Regions from separate parts of the Homo sapiens genome. Here region 1 is linked to region 2. The links are chromatin loops, found by intact Hi-C in ENCODE. Cell type or tissue: IMR-90. All regions are shown on one strand.

The links. Peaks named below come from ENCODE experiments on the same cell type or tissue, not always from the same donor. Only the 100,000 strongest peaks of a DNase experiment are listed, where the experiment ranks them.
Region 1: it touches region 2 in a loop (6-fold over the local background); 30 of 110 quality-filtered maps call a loop at or near these places.

Annotation. Positions count from the first base shown.
Region 1 is chr2:221,101,658-221,109,657 of GRCh38, forward strand. No RefSeq gene overlaps it. Among named protein-coding and RNA genes, the nearest start is that of EPHA4, 470 kb to the right of the region's middle. RefSeq lists an enhancer at 2,912-3,206. In IMR-90, a CTCF peak has its summit at 3,085; a DNase peak (open chromatin) is centred at 3,034; H3K27ac peaks cover 191 bases.
Region 2 is chr2:220,683,683-220,691,682 of GRCh38, forward strand. No RefSeq gene overlaps it. Among named protein-coding and RNA genes, the nearest start is that of MIR4268, 780 kb to the left of the region's middle. RefSeq lists an enhancer at 3,587-3,881. In IMR-90, a CTCF peak has its summit at 3,737; a DNase peak (open chromatin) is centred at 3,769.

The sequences.
Region 1 (8,000 bases), 420 kb after region 2:
AATGATTTCAAATAAAGCAACAAGGCCACACCTGAAGAGAAAAAGAAAACGTGGGGAAAAGGCCAAGAAGCTGTCCAGCTTCCCCATCCTGCCCTACTACTCAAGTGCTCCATGGAAACGACTTCAGCAGTGTTAATCAGCAGATCTCTTTCAGACTGATGCCACGTGTCACCATTCCCCAGACCTTTGATGGATTAGGTGAAGTTCAGTGTTTCAGTCTCAAAGGATATCTTGACAATAAAACTAAATAGAAGGAGCTGAGATGTCAACAGAGTCCCAAGTGTAGAGTAGGCATCATTCATAACTTAGAAGGACATTCGCTCTTGGACAAACCCAAATTAGAATAATCTACCTATAAGCTGGGTGCAGTGGCTCACACCTGTAATACCAGCATCTCCGGAAGCTGAGGTGGGAGGATCACTTGAGGCCAGGAGTCTGAGAATAATCTACTCATAGATAGATAATCCAGAATAGTGACACAAAGGCAAATGCAAATCACATTGAGAAAAAAATTCAGGTATCTACATTGCAAGTATAATCAAATAGGAAAAGTTCCAGCTCTCAATTTTGCTGCTGTAACTATGATCCCATAGTTTGATACATGATCCATAATCTACTCAACACTGAGTAAATATACTATGAATTTTATTATTTATGCCAGTAGGCATTAAAATTCCATCTTTTTTTTACCCTGCCAGCATTGATTACAACACAAGGACACACACATACATACACACACTCTACTATGGAGCAGCTTTAGAGCTTTAAGAATAATTTGGGCTGCCTTGGAATACCAGAAGCCCTAGAAAACCAGCAACTACACTGGAAGATCTTGAATAACACGGGTGGTTGTCTAGAAAAAGCTACAGGCTCTGAAGTCAGGAATAAATCTAGGTTAGTATCTTGACTCTACCCTTCAGCAATGTTTCCCCTTAAGCATATCTGATGACATCTGTAAGCTCTAGTCTAAAAGAGTGCCACTAATACCTAATTCACAAATCTGCCCATGAGAATGGAATGATCCCATATATAAACTGCTTAACAGTGACTGGCACAAAGCAAGCTCCTCAAAATACTTAGTTTCCTGCTATTTTCCTCTCCTTGACAAGTGCTTCTTCTGGTGAATCTCCAGGGGGTTAAGTGAGCATGGATACACTCCTGAGAATTTCAAAATCCTTGGGATTTTTTTTTTTCCTCCTGACAGTCAGTACTGTTGGCTGGTTTGGAACCTCCTAGTGAATTTTCTTTTTCTCAAATCTTGGAGTATTTTTGGAGTTTATAGATCAGTGTCCTCCCAAAATGGCTCAGCCTGACCTACCCCCAGCCTGTCTCCAACACTCAGACTGTGTTTTCTTGAAACGTGCGATGCTTTCCTGTTCCAACTACATGTTCCTATTCAATCATCCATTCATTCAACAAGTATTTACCATATGCCAATCCTGTACTGGGATACAAGGTGACTAAGACAGGCTTGGTTCCACCTTCAAGGAGATCATGTTCTTGCAGAGGACACAGATGAAAAGTAAGAGGGCACATAAATGCTTTAATTATAACTGATACCGTGGCAAGTGCTGCGATGGGGGCTCTAGCAGAGAACAGAAGTTTAAGTATCGGGGCAGTGGTTACCACCTGACATAGGGCATCAAGGAACCCTCCTTGAGGAGGGATGAGTTAGGCAGAGGTGAGCTGCATAGGGAGTGAGAGACCTCAGGCAGGAGGAACCCAGAGAGGTTGTTCAGGAGGACCTCTGAAATAAAAACTATTGGCAACAGGGCACTTTGTCTCCCTCCCCTCCCCTTCCCTTCCCTTTCTTTCCTTTCTTTCTTTCACTTTCCTTTTGAGGCAGAGTTTCACTGGCAGTCAGGCTAGAGTACAGTGGTGTGATCTCAGCTCACTGCAACTTCCACCTCCCAGGTTCAAGTCATTCTCCTGTCTCAGCCTCCCAAGCAGCTGGGATTACAGGCACCCACCACCATGCCCGGCTAATTTTTGTATTTTTAATAGAGATGGTGGGGGGGGGGTGGGGTTCACCATGTTGGCCAGGCTGGTCTGGAACGCCTGACCATATTCTTGTTTCTAGATTCAACTCCATTCTTACAATCCTGAACTCCTAGCTGAGGATTTAATTGCATATATAATCTTAGATCTCTGTGACTTCCACCTTATTTATTTATTTATCTATTCATTTTAAATTTTCTGTCTATATGTCAAGAGGTCTACTTAATAAACTAGATTCCTTTCCTTTTAACTGAAAAAAATTAGAGAGGAGTGCTGCCTGGAGCCCTGCCTCCTTGGCGTTGTGCTCTACTTTTTTATCTACACAGGATTTGTGTCAATTTGTTGGTCTTACAAATGCTCCTATTGTGGGGAGGAAACCATGGGCTGAACACAAGGGCTGCCTGACTTCCCAGTTTCACTCCAGGAGGCCCACGTCACACCAGCTTCTTCTTGATGCTGTAGACACAGTCACAAGGTGTCCACATGTGTCTTCCTCACACCCATCCGCTGGGAAACAGGACTCTCCTTCCTGCTCTGCAGGGTGGAAAATAGGACCCCAGGCAGTCGCTCCCTTGGAGATGGGTCCCACACTCCATGAAGCTCAGCATGGGCATAAGAGCTGTCTGGCTGCGGTGGCTGCCTGTTTTCAGCAGGGGTCTTCAGCCAGCATTTTCTCCAGGAGGGTAGCACTGAGCTTTCTTCCAGCTGATGGCTCTGGAAGGCACCACAAGTTCTTTTTGGCGCATTTTCCACTTTCCTCCTCTCCTCCCACTCCCCTCTCTCTCTCCTCACCCCACACAGATCCTGTGCTGATTGACTGCCATCGCCAGGCTTCTGTACCAGGCAATCAATCAAAAGAGACCTTCCCACGCGGAACAGCCGCCGCCCCTCCACCAGACTGCTGCCTCTGACATTTCCTGCGTGCCTGGACTGAGCCTGTTTGGAAGGCTCCAGCCCCCTCCTATCAGTCTGGGCACTCAGGGCTCTGGCAGCAGCTGCCGCTCTGAATGTTGACACCCTGCCACGTCAACACTGGCCGGGCCGATGTTCCTTCACACTCATCTGCTGAGCCCAAACTTCCCCTGCTGGCGGGCTCTCCCTGTTTGAATGGGCTCCCAGTCAGAAAGGGCTCCCTGAAGCCTTAGCTCCTTGAAGCTCGCCCCTTGCAGCCTTCCGGCTAGAGGATGTGGCTGTTGGATCAGCTCAGTGATCCTTGGTTCACAAAAAAAGAAATTCAGTTCAATGTGGCCTTTCCCAAACCCCCTCAAACAGCGTTCTGTGCAGATTGAGCCTGCTGGCCTTGGCATTGTCCTTCCGACTTGATTTTTCAGACTATCTTTCCTCTTGTCTGTGAGAATACCATGGGGCTCAAGGACCTGAAGGAATTGGTGCATGTATTTCATTTGAACTTTGCTGAAGCTTTTTTATTTTAAGCCAAGTGCTTCCTCTGCTGTCTAGAAAAAAAAAAAAAAAAAAAGAAAGAAAAGAATCCTTCTCTTGCCGTCTTTTTTGCCCACACAGATAGCCGCTTCTCATTTTTCTGGTTCCAACTTTCAGGTAGTTGTATACTAATTGCAACTAATTCTTGAATGTAGACTAATTAGGAAATACAGAAAACTACAATAAGGTAAATTTTAAAAACCTCCTTAGGCCGGGCGCGGTGGCTCATGCCTGTAATCCCAGCATGTTGGGAGGCCGAGAAGGATCACTTGGGGTCAGGAGTTCGAGAACAGCTGGCCAATATGGTGAAACCCCGTCTCTACTAAAAATACAAAAATTACCTGGGCGTGGTGGCGGGCGCCTATGATCCCGGCCACTCAGGAGGCTGAGGCAGGAGAATTGCTTGAATCCGGGAGGCGGAGGTTGCAGTGAGCCGAGATCACACCCCTGCACTCCAGCCTGGATGACAGAGACAGACTCCATCTCAAAAAATACATAAATAAATTAAAAAAAAAAAGAAAAATCCTTCCTATCTAAGGAGCAAGAGATAATAATGATTAACATGACAGGATATATCCTTACAGTTTAGTTCTCTGCATTATACATGCAAAGAATAAACACACATGGATGACTTTTCTATGTACAATAAAAGCACCATCACTTGACACATCTCAGAACCATTTCTGATTTAATGTTTTATGAATCTTAAAGGCAGGATTACTCTTTGACCCACCAATTTCCCCCTAGAATGGAAAAGTACATCAAAGTGTATGTACTAGGTTGTTCATCACCACCATTATCATATTAGCTCCAAATTAGGGACAATTTAAATTCCCAGCAATAAGAGATTGGTTAAATAGATTGTGGGATAACTGTGCAATGTAATACTAGGAGAATATAAAAAATGGTGACATACATATATACATAAATATATATACACAAACATGGGCATGGAACACTACTAATAAAAAGATCATAAATTAGTATGCATAATACTTTACATGTATGCATCTATCTCACTTTGGAAGATGATATCCAAAATATTAATAATATTTATCTCTGGCCGGGTGTTTTGTGAGTAATATATGACTTTAGATTGTCTGATTATGTTAGAATTCTTGTAATGAACTCTTATGCTTGCGTTAAAAAAGTTAATAGGAGAAAATATAGTAGAGATGATTTTTCCATATCATTGTTTTTCTCAAAAATGACTGTTAATGGTTCGCTACCACCATGTGTTTATTCATTTCCCTATCTCAACTGCCTTATTGTATACTGAGGATGGGAGTGGGAGGGAATGAGGCTTAGAGACAAGAAGTACCTGACTAATTAGGAACAAGCCTGGGCTAGAATCCAAGCCTCTGTTTCAAAGGTCTAAATCCTATGCTGCTTTCCAGTTGTTATAGATCTAGGAGTCACTGATATATCCTACAAGTATGCTGTGTGTATGTGTGCGTGTGTGTATGTAACACATATACACACAATATTTTCATATTATTTTTAAAGGGAGTTGAAGTTGGCGCATAAAATGGTTATACTTTTCCAGTTCCCTATTGGCTTCCCTTTGAACTTGGAAACCATTTCCTACTTGAACCTCATCTCAATTTTCTCTACACCAGTTGTTCTCCAACTGAGGTCCCTGATTGGCAGCAGCAAAATCACATGGGAACTTGTGAGAAATGCAAATTCTGGGGCCTCACCCTAGCCCTGTGAAATCAGAAACACTGGAGAGCGGCCCACCACATGTGTTTCAATAAGTCCTCCAGGTGATTCGGATGCTCAATTAAGTTTGAGACGCTCTGCTCCACGTAAACCAAAGCAGCAATGACGGCAGGCAAAACCAGCACAAAACAAAAACGAACAGAAAAACTACAGTGGTCTGTGTTTCTTATTACTTTCCTTCCTCAAGTTGCCGTCCCTTCTGCCTCCTCTACCCCTAAATCAACCTAGAAAAATGTGAAGAATGTGGATTCCAAGGTCAGAATGCCCGGGCTTAAATCTGAATTTCATCCCATATTAGCTGCATCACCTTAAATGAATTATTTAGCATCTTTGTGTCCATTTCCTCATCTATAAAATGAGGTGAAAATCACAGTACATACCTCCTGGCACTACTGTATTAGTGTGTTCTCATGATGCTATAAAGAACTGCATGAGACTGGATAATTTATAAAGGAAAGGTTTAATTGATTCACAGTTCTACAGGACTGGGGAAGCCTCAGGAAACTTAGTCACTGAAGAAGGGGAAGCAAACATGTCCTTCTTCATATGACGGCAGGAAGAATTGCCAAGCAAAGGGTGAAAAGCTCCTTATAAAACCATCAGATCTTGTGATAACCCACTCATGATCATGGGAACAGCAGCATAGGGGAAACCACCCCCATGATTCAATTACCTCCCACCAGGTCCCTCCTATGACAGGTGGGGATTATGGGAACTAGAATTCAAGGTTGGAGTTGGGTGGGGACACAGCCAAATCATAACAACTACTAAACATACAGATTTGAGTGTCTAGCTATGCTAAGTATATAAAGGTGTGTGTAAATTATCTTTATTTTGGCTCTGCCCCATCAGAAGCACTACCTGCTCCTAGTGTCCCCATCCCCATTCACACTTACAGGTTCTGCGTTTAGTGTCCCAGGTTTTCTAGGTTGGTAAGAATCTTCTTATATTACATGTGTATTAATGGATTGCTAGTAGTTGTGGGTTGAATGGAAAGATTTTCAATTTCTAACCCCCAATCCCTGTGAATGTGACCTTATCAAAATTATTGCCTTTGTAGATATAATCAAGTTAAGGTGATATTATACTGCATTATGGAGGCCCTAGTCCAACAGGTGATGTCCTTCTATAATGAGGGAAGCTTACACAGACACACACAAGAAGGCCATGTGAAGCAGAGGCTACGCTGCCAGAAGCCAAGGACAGTCAGGACTCTCAGTAACCACTAAAAGATAGGAAGAGGTGAGGAAGGATCTCTCTCCAGAGACTTCAGAGAGAGCACAGCCTTGCCAACACGTTGACTGTGGACTTCTGGCCTCCAGAACTATGAGGCAATACATTTCTGTCATTTTAAGTCACTCAGTTTATGGCAATTTGTTATAGCAAACCCAGGAAACTAATATGTAAGTAACTTGATATAGGAGTCCTATAGCTCACTGTATTAGTTCGTTATTGCATTGTTCTAAAGAACTACCTAAGACTGGTTAATTTATACAGAAAAGAGGCTTAATTGACTCACAGTTTCACAGGATATACAGAAAACATGGCTGGGGAGGACTCAAGAAACTTACCATCATGGCAGAAGGGAAGGAGAAGCAGGTACATCTTACTATGGTTAGAGCAGGAGGAAGAGAGCAAAGGGGAAGGTGCTACATGGTTTTAAGCAACCAGATCTCATGAGCAACCACATCTCATAAGAACTCACTCACTATCACAAGAACAGCAAATTCGCCCCCATGATCTAATCACCTCTCACCAGGCTCCTACCCCAACATTCGGGATTACAATTTGACATGAGATTTGGGTGGAGACGCAGATCCAAACTACACCACTACTTAACCTGGAAGACATGCTTTCAGTATTTTCAGCAATATGGAGAACAGTCGTGGTGAGCCCTAAACTTGAAGTCAAAAGACCAATATCCAAATTTTAGCTCTAATACTTCCTAGACTTATAAATTTTTGTAGATTTCTAAACTCTCTGAACTTAATCTTCTCACATGTAAGATCGCCAGATAAAATGCAGAGCACAGAGTTAAATATGAATTTCAGATAAACAGCAAGTAATTTTTAGGATAATTATGTCTCACACAAGTATGTACTTTAAGACATAAAAATGTGTTTATCTATGGGAAACATAGTATTAACTAGAAATCCTGCATTTTTATTTGCTAAATCCGGAAACCCCACTCAACATGAAAATATAGTTGATAATATCTGATTTGCACTCCTATTGCACAAATTAAAGGGAAAATTACATGTGAAAATGCTTGCTATGCTTTAAGTGTTCAATAAATGTATATAATGATAAATCTGCAGAAATGGATGATCTTTGAGAGACTCAAATAGAGAACATAAGCTATTTCATAGAGGAGCCCTCAGATACTACCATATGAATTTTCATAAGCGTGATTTACTGGATTTAATTAGAAGAGGAATGTTATAGGTAGCTAGAGGTGACAGCATGGGTAGCAGCTATACATATATTTATATGCAAATGTATAATATTATACACACATAATATATGTTTATTATACATTACATCTATTTATTTATTTATTTGACAGTAAAGTATGTGAAAAAACAATTATTAAAAAGCAGACACAAATACTCTGAAGAAACCAGTTTGGAGTCAGGTAGTATAGGGGGAAGCAACGTTATACAGCAAGAACTCCCAAGTACATCATGGTTTCATCAATCATGGTATGGTGATTAATGACAATAATTACAATTCTGTGTCATTGGATAAAAATTAACTTGTATCTGTTATATTCTCTTTGTGGCAGGGCTGTGTGTGGCATTTCAGAAATATCTCTCCCCCAAACAAAAGTCTAAATAAGC
Region 2 (8,000 bases):
GGGCAAACAACACTGTTAGGTGCTAAAGCTACAAAAATGAATAAAACAAGAGTCCCTTCTCACTGGGAGCACACAGGATAGACGTTCATGTAAATAGATACCCACAATATATTTTCATAAATAATGTAATCAAGTTAGGGATGAAGACAGTAGAAGTTTGGGAGAAAGAACAACTCAAGTAGACCAAGCAAAGCCTGTAAAGAGGAGGCATTGGTTTTAAATCTAGAGAAGAAGTAGGAATTTCTTAAGGAAAAAAAAAAAAAAAGAAGAAAGTTTATTCTAGGGACAGAGATGGCATGGCCAGGGCCCAGAATGGCTTGTAAAGGGACATTTACCTTTGAGGAATGGTGAGGAGTCGGGTGGACCTGGATTGAAGAAACCAGTTGGGAAAAATGCCCTGGGGAATATGTGGGCAATATTGTTAAGAGCCTTAAATGGGCTTTGCCAAACTAGTTGGACTTTATCCTGACAAAACGAAACAGTACATGGTATTAAAATACTAATTTAGACTTTTAAGATTATTTCCTGTTTTTTCACCTGTCAGTTAAAAAAATAACGTTTTGGTTGGCTTCACTTACTTTGCATATGTTTCCATGGGTTACTTTAACACCAGAATGGCATCTGTGGAAAACAATCTGAGCCCAAGACTAGAGTCTAAACGCACAGGGTTTCTCTGAATGACAATATTCAAGAGACTCACATAAAGCCCTGATCATCAATCCCCAAAAAGATTAATGTCCAGAACAAGTTCGGAAGATCAATTAGGGAACTTCAGAACAAAGCCATGAAGCATGTCTCTACGGCTATGGCGGGTGGAGTAGGTAGACGGCTGCATGTTGATATTTATGGAACGTTAAAATAAATAACTGTGCCCAAATATCTAACATCCATAATTGAATGTATTGAGGTGGGGAAGGCACTGTCCCCTGAAATTGCTATTAAAGCACTAGCATCTTGCCTAGAAGTTACTGTGTGAGCATATTAGCATCAAGCGCCCCAGCCACCTAAAACACACCAGGTATTCAGTGAACTCTCAATTGGAAAGGAAATTTGAATCTGAGGTATCGCCTTCCCCACACTGGCCAAATAATGGCATGGCAGAAAGTCCAAAGGAGGCAGAGAGATGGGATGGAACTAGGGAGAGGTGTGAAAAAGCTTTAGTTTCTTCTGACCCAACTATCACATCCATCATCATTCTGAAGGTTTAAAAGCCTGAGTCACTAAGTCATAGAAACTAAATTGGGGGAAACAGAAGCAAAACAAAGACACTTGTGGCTAAATACATTCAGGTGTCTGTGAGGTACCAGGTGTTAGATTTGAGTTAACTCCTTTTCCAGATCGGAAAGGACCCTCAGGTCTCCCTAGATCTTTGTCATTTGGTCTGACCACCATCAACCTTTCTTTCTGGCATCATCTTGGCTCCACTTGTCCCCTGGAAGGAAAAGATCTTTCTTACATAAACTCAGTATTTTATCTCTCTGAATTCAGACTGACTTCGCAGTTGCTCCCATCCCCAGTGTCCTAGACAATTCTAGGGTTCCTGGTAGGGCCTGACCAGTCCGTGGCAGCTTTTGTGACATGCTGATCATTGTCTGATACATGTCCCTAGCCAGCTTAAAGCTGAATGTCTCTAGCTCCCAGCCATCGACCTCAGTGGTGGTCCCACCTCATGTTGCACTATTCTCTTCCTTGTCAGCCCTCTGTGACAGCTTAAGGTGGAGTGCTCTTCTCCCGCATCAAATCCCCTTGTATCCTTCTTTCCACCTAGTGAATGACTATCTCCATTCTACTTGAATGTAGAAAACGTCAAGGATTGACAATACAGAACTCACTGACTGGCCAAGCATCCAGTCCAGATTACTTCATCCATAATAATTTCCCTGGGATGTGTATATGTGTGAGGGGAGGATGGGGCTAGGGTTGCGTAGCAGAATCCCAGAGTCTCCATTATCACTGTGTATTCACATAAATGAAATATGTGCTACAGTCATCATTATTATAAATTGAAAATAGTTATTGAACACTTACGGTGTGCCAAGCATGTAAAAATGTTTTTCATAATTTTACAATTTTAGCTCTAAATGTCATAATGTACTGCCCTTAGAAAAAAGATGCCAGTTCTCTACATTTGCAGAGCATTAGGCTTGATATGACATTTTTCCAGAGCTCCTTCTGGTTTCCTCAATAGAAATCACCACTCTGCCTCTCTTGACTTAATGCGGGAATATTGCCTGTCTCTCAGACACGTACACACACAGGCACACAGCCATGTGCACACGCACACACACACACACACTCACACACGATTTTCAATTTCCTCCTGCTTTGTGTTTCATCGGGGTTACGGTCACAGCGGCTCCCCTGCGGGCCCCCCACTTTGTTAGCATTCTGATGTTCACTTATCAGTGAGTGAATCAAGAACAACACATCCCCTGGTAAATTGGGAGTTTAAAAGGTGTAGTCACAATACGACAAAAAGTGCACATACGACATTATGAGCCAAAGTGAAGTTTTTGAGCAATGTAAAAAAAATAAAATAAAATAAGCATTTTTCTGCAACATTTCTCACCTAAGAATAGCAAAGTTGGAACATAAAGACAAATTTCTTAAGGCTCCCAGAAAGCCCAGGATTTAAAGAAAGTGAAAGGAAGCATAGATCCCACCTGTGCCTTGACCCATTTTCTGAGATAATAAACCAAAGATCCCCTGCCTCCTCACTCGCCACCCCCCGCCCAGAAAAAAAACTCATGATGTTACACAGAATTCTTTATTATTTCCACAATTTGTCAATACCCTATTTTCAATTTTCCCATGGAGAAGGAATTTCTGCCTGGTTGAAAGGAACATAAAAAAGCTATCTGGATATAATTCTGCTAAATACCCATGATTTCATAATAAAGCACTCAATTTAAATAGCTGTTCTCCAGGGCACTGATTATGGTATTTCCTCCTTAAACTGAACAAATTTCCCTTCCCTTTTCACAGATAAGTGCCAAATCTTAGACATAACAACCTGCTTTTATAAATTCAGAGTATTTCTAGAGTGGCAGGACATCAAATCTGAAATATGTAATATCACCAAACTAATGTTTTGGTTTGTCCTCAGAGCCCAAATCATGTTTTAAATCAACATCAGCAAGCACTTTACTAAAGATCTCTGAAGAGTTAAAAAGATCATATAGTATGGCACATAAAAGTAGCATATTTTCCTGGTATATACCTATTTAACGGTGTTAATTATATAATCATGGATTTAATGCATTTGAGTTTTACTTCCTTTTTTATTGGGAAGCAACTAAAATATTTTTCTTACCTTAAAGATACTCTATTATATAATAGGACTATTAAAGCACCTCAAATATCATAATATGTTTAGATTTATCCACATTTGAGACTTCCAAAAGTCATTATTCTTGAAATATGTATTATTTTGATAGATGTCCATTTTAATTATTTGAAAGATTCAACTTTAGACTCCACCTTAGGGGAGGCCTTTGATCTAGGCTAGTTGATAATTAATGTCCACAAATTCAGTATTCTCTTTGGACTATTTTCTCCCTTTCCATGCTTGTAACTTTTAATACCTGGTGCTTACACCTTACGAAGTTTATTTTAGTGTACATGTCCTTCAGGATGGATTGTTATTAAATTGTAGTAACCAACAACCCCCAAACTGTAGAGAGGCTTCCGACGAGGAAGGTGGATTTCAGTCATGCTGTACTTCCATCTGGAGTCAGCAGGGGGCTCTGTTCTACACTGTTCTCTCTCCGGGGCCCAGCCCGCCCAAGCAGGACAATCTAAAATATTGCAGATCATGGTCATGAAGGGAGGGAACATGGTGAATCATACACCGGCTTTACCCAGAAAGTAGAAATTTTTTTTTGGTTTTTACCCAAAAGCGAGACACAAATCTTTTGCTCACATCCTCATGACCGAAACAAGTAATAATGTGAAGGGGTGCAGCAATGCCATGGTATCACGTGCCTGGATGAAGGGGACCCGGAAACGCTAGTGAAGAGCATTAAGGAGCCATCCCGTTCTGAAATACATAGTACACTGTCCTTTGCACGTGCAAAATATGCTCAGCCTTTTTTTTTCGGGTGAGACAACCCAAAATTGCCATTCGGTCACAGCATGTAGCTCAAAGTGCAGGATCTCTGGGTGACAGGAAGGATGGGAAGTCTTCACAGCAGGGGGTGAGGTGCAATAGTCTGTAAGTCCAGTGCCAGTTATGCTCCCCACATGCTCAGGACCCCAAAATGGAGCAACCAAAGGACTACTGAAATAAAGACTCGCATTCAGACAGAAGAATGGGGGCACACACAGCAGACATAGGACTGGCTGTAGCAACTCTAAATTCTTATTTCTCAAGTATTTTGAGGACTACCTTTACATTTTTATTTTTTGAGACAGGGTTTCACTCCGCCACCCAGGCTGGAGTGCAGTGACACGATCTCTATTCACTGAAACCTTGACTTCCGGTGGTCAAGCTCCCATCTCAGCCTCCCAAGTAGCCGGGACTACAGGCATGCACCACCACACCCAACTAACTTTTGTATTTTTAGTAGAGACAGGTTTTCACCACATTGCCCAGGCTGGTCCTGAACTCCCGAGCTCAAGTGATCTGCCCACCTTGGCCTCCCAAAGTGCTGGGATTACAGGAGGACTACCTTTAATTAGGCACTGTTTTCACTTCCTGGAAGTAACCCCCTTGTCCTTGGATCTCTGTGGCTCCTGGTTCTGCCCTCTGGGAGAGTCCTCCTCTCCATTACTCTCCTTCAAATCCAAAGTGGGTATCCGAAGAATATGCCCACCTGAAAACTGAGCAGTCTTCTTGCCACACTTGCTGCCTGCAGACAATTGGGGGTCCCTGGGTCATTTGGAATTTCAAACAGTCAATCAATTTTAATGTAAGTTGATGATCCTTTTGGTAGTATAACTCCCTCAAAAATTAAGTTGGCTTCCTATATACTTGACAGTGAGCTCTGTCTCAACCACAGTCCTTTTAGAGACAAAATTCTGACATTCTTTGGCTTTCTCATGCTCATACCTTTCGCTTCCTGCTTCATTAAAGCTCTGCTGAGCCCATCAAGCTTTAGTGGAAGAATTACATACTTAGCCTCCTTTTTGTTCAATTGAGTGGATTTAATGGACACCACATCTTTGGTGAGACCTTTGATCTGAGACCCCTTAATTCTTTCAGTGATTTTAACAGTAGGTGTGAAGGCCGTACTCTAAATTTACCTTTGTGAAAAGGCTACATGTTCTTGCCTTTGTTCCTCTAAGATTTTTCAGTTTTATCTTTTGCTGTTAAGGAATGAAACACAGATGCTACTTCAAATTCTAAATGTTCTCTAATTTATGGACTCCCTCTATTTCCTTTCACCTTATTGCAAATTTCTCATTTGTTCTCTGGGCTTATCCCTTTTTCTGTAATATACCTTCTGAAGCAACCACCAGCAACCGATACATACTAGCAGTTTTCAATCTCTTCCCTTAAAGCTACCAATGCATTAGGTACATAATCTGCTGCCCAGACTACTGTGCGGTTTTTGAGACAATTTCACTAAAGGTTTCACTGTGGTATTGTGTTGGTCATCACCTTGTTTGCCTTCAGTGATAGCTTCCGTGTCACCTGTTGCCTGAACACTAAGCCACTGTCATAGAGTTTGGGATTGTGGTCTCATAGTACTCCCCTTCAAGTTTCCATTTTCTGTGTTAATCCAGAATGACTGGGTTAATGCTGAGGCAAGAAGAAATTTCTCAAATCTCAGTGGCTTAAAACAACACAAGTTTATTTTCACTGGTTCTACATGTCCATCTCGCAACCTGAGGAGGCTGTGCTTACATATGTCTCACCTAGAGATCCAGGCTACGGAGCCTCCACTATCTGCCCTGTCCTCAGGAAGAGGGAAGGGTGTGTAGTGAATCAAGGATAGGCTTTTAAGATCTTCTGCCTTGAAGTGGCCATTTTGAATCATTGGCCAAAGAAAGTCACATTGTGGTGCCTAATTTCAAATGGTTGCCGGGAAGTGCGAAGTCCTTCCTAAGCACGCCGTAAATCCTTTAATACTAATTTCCGCTTCATCTCTGAGCATTTGCACATGTTGTTTGCTCTTCCTGGAACATCCTTTCCTTTCTCTCCTCTGCCTTATAAAGTCCTAATTCAAAACACAGTTCACAGGTCCCCTATGTCAGTGGTCACCAAACTTTTTGGCACCAGGGGCCAATTTCATGGAAGACAAATTTTCCCTGGACAAGGGCTGTTGTGTGTGTGGAGTGGGGGTGGGTTTCAGGATGAAACTGCTCCTCCTCAGATCATCAGGCATTAGATTCTTATAAGGAGCGCACAACCTAGATCCCTTGGATGCGAAGGTCACAATAGGGTTTGCACTCCTGTGAGAATCTACTGCCCCCTGCTAATCTGACAGGAGGAGGAGCTCAGATAGTAATGCTTACCTCTGCTATGTGGCCCAGTTACTAACACGCCACAGACCAGTACCAGTCTGCTGTCCAGGGGTTGGGGGTCCCTGCCCTATGTTACAAAACATTTCTCAATATGACATTGAAGAAAAAAACCCTACTCTCTGGTGTTCTTATGGAATGTTGCTCCAGCATTTGCCAAACTGCATCCTAATTATGCATTCATGTGATTTTTCCCACTGGACTTTGGACTCTTGGAGGATATGATTTGATTATTTTTTCAATTCCAAGTACCTACACAGTGCCAGGCACATGGTAGATGCTAAAGGAATTATTATGGAGTGAATTTGGTTTTGAGATATCAATTATAAAATCGAAGGCTGATTCTTTCCTTTAGATTAAGATGTTAATTATACTTTTTGTTATAATAATTTTGAATGAAGGATTTGGTCTTGCAGTTATTTTTATTTGAGATGATCTTCCATTTCTTTCCTTTCATTCCGTCTTCTATTATCACAGTGAAGGCTTTCAAAACAATGCGCTTGGACTACTCTAACAACTTCTTAGCTAATGTGCTTAGTTTTACTCCTTCTCATTCATTCTATGGCTAAGATAATTTCTTCTCATCATGAAAAAGCCATTGTTTTGACCACACCATGCCCCATAACCTACAAGGATTTTCTATCATTTGTCGGTTCTTGCTCTTAAAATACTATCAAATTTGGAACTCAGTTTTCATCTCACAACCTATTTCTGGTTGTCATTATCCATTCCTTCTCAAATCTTCCACTCTCCTTCAGTCTCAACTAACTTCCCATTGATTTCAAAATAAAGTCAAGGCAACTTTAGGGTTTTCTAAGACCCTTCATGACCTGCCTCCTTTCTTTCAACTCTAGACTCAACTTTCTCCTTATTCAATTCTCTACTTCCATATACAACTAGAGCTACATCTAACTTACCCAATTTCTTCAAATCTGTCTCTTCTCTCTCATTTCTAGAACTTTGACCTCACTGCCTGAAACTCTCTTCCCCTTCCTTTTAAGAGACCAATTCTACTTTCAGTATGACATTCTTCCAGTATGCCTTTAACTGTTACTTCATTGGAATGCAATCATTCTCGACTCTGCTGGACTTGGTCATGGATCTGTTTAGTATGCTATACTCCCACATAACATCACCTGCCACGTTTTGTTATTTTCATCCATTTAATGGTCTAGGGCTGAGTGCTGGATCATATCTGCATGTCTACAATGATAATCATAATGGTTAATATTTATTACACACTTTTGCATCAGACATTTTGATAGGAATTTTGTATAATGTTGCAGATACTAGCTAGTAGTTCACTAAATCCTTTCTATTTCCTGGAAACTCAGCTGGATGGCATTTCCCAGGCTCCTGTGTAGTTAGATGTAAGCAAATGATCACATTCTATCCAATGAGAGGTGAGTGGGATGATAAGCGTCACTGTAAGATCTAGTGTGTAAATCCTCTCGCCCAAGATCATCTTAGTTCTCTCCCATTTCCCTGAAGAGTACAGCCTGAATAATCCTGTAGAATGGTATCATACCAAATCA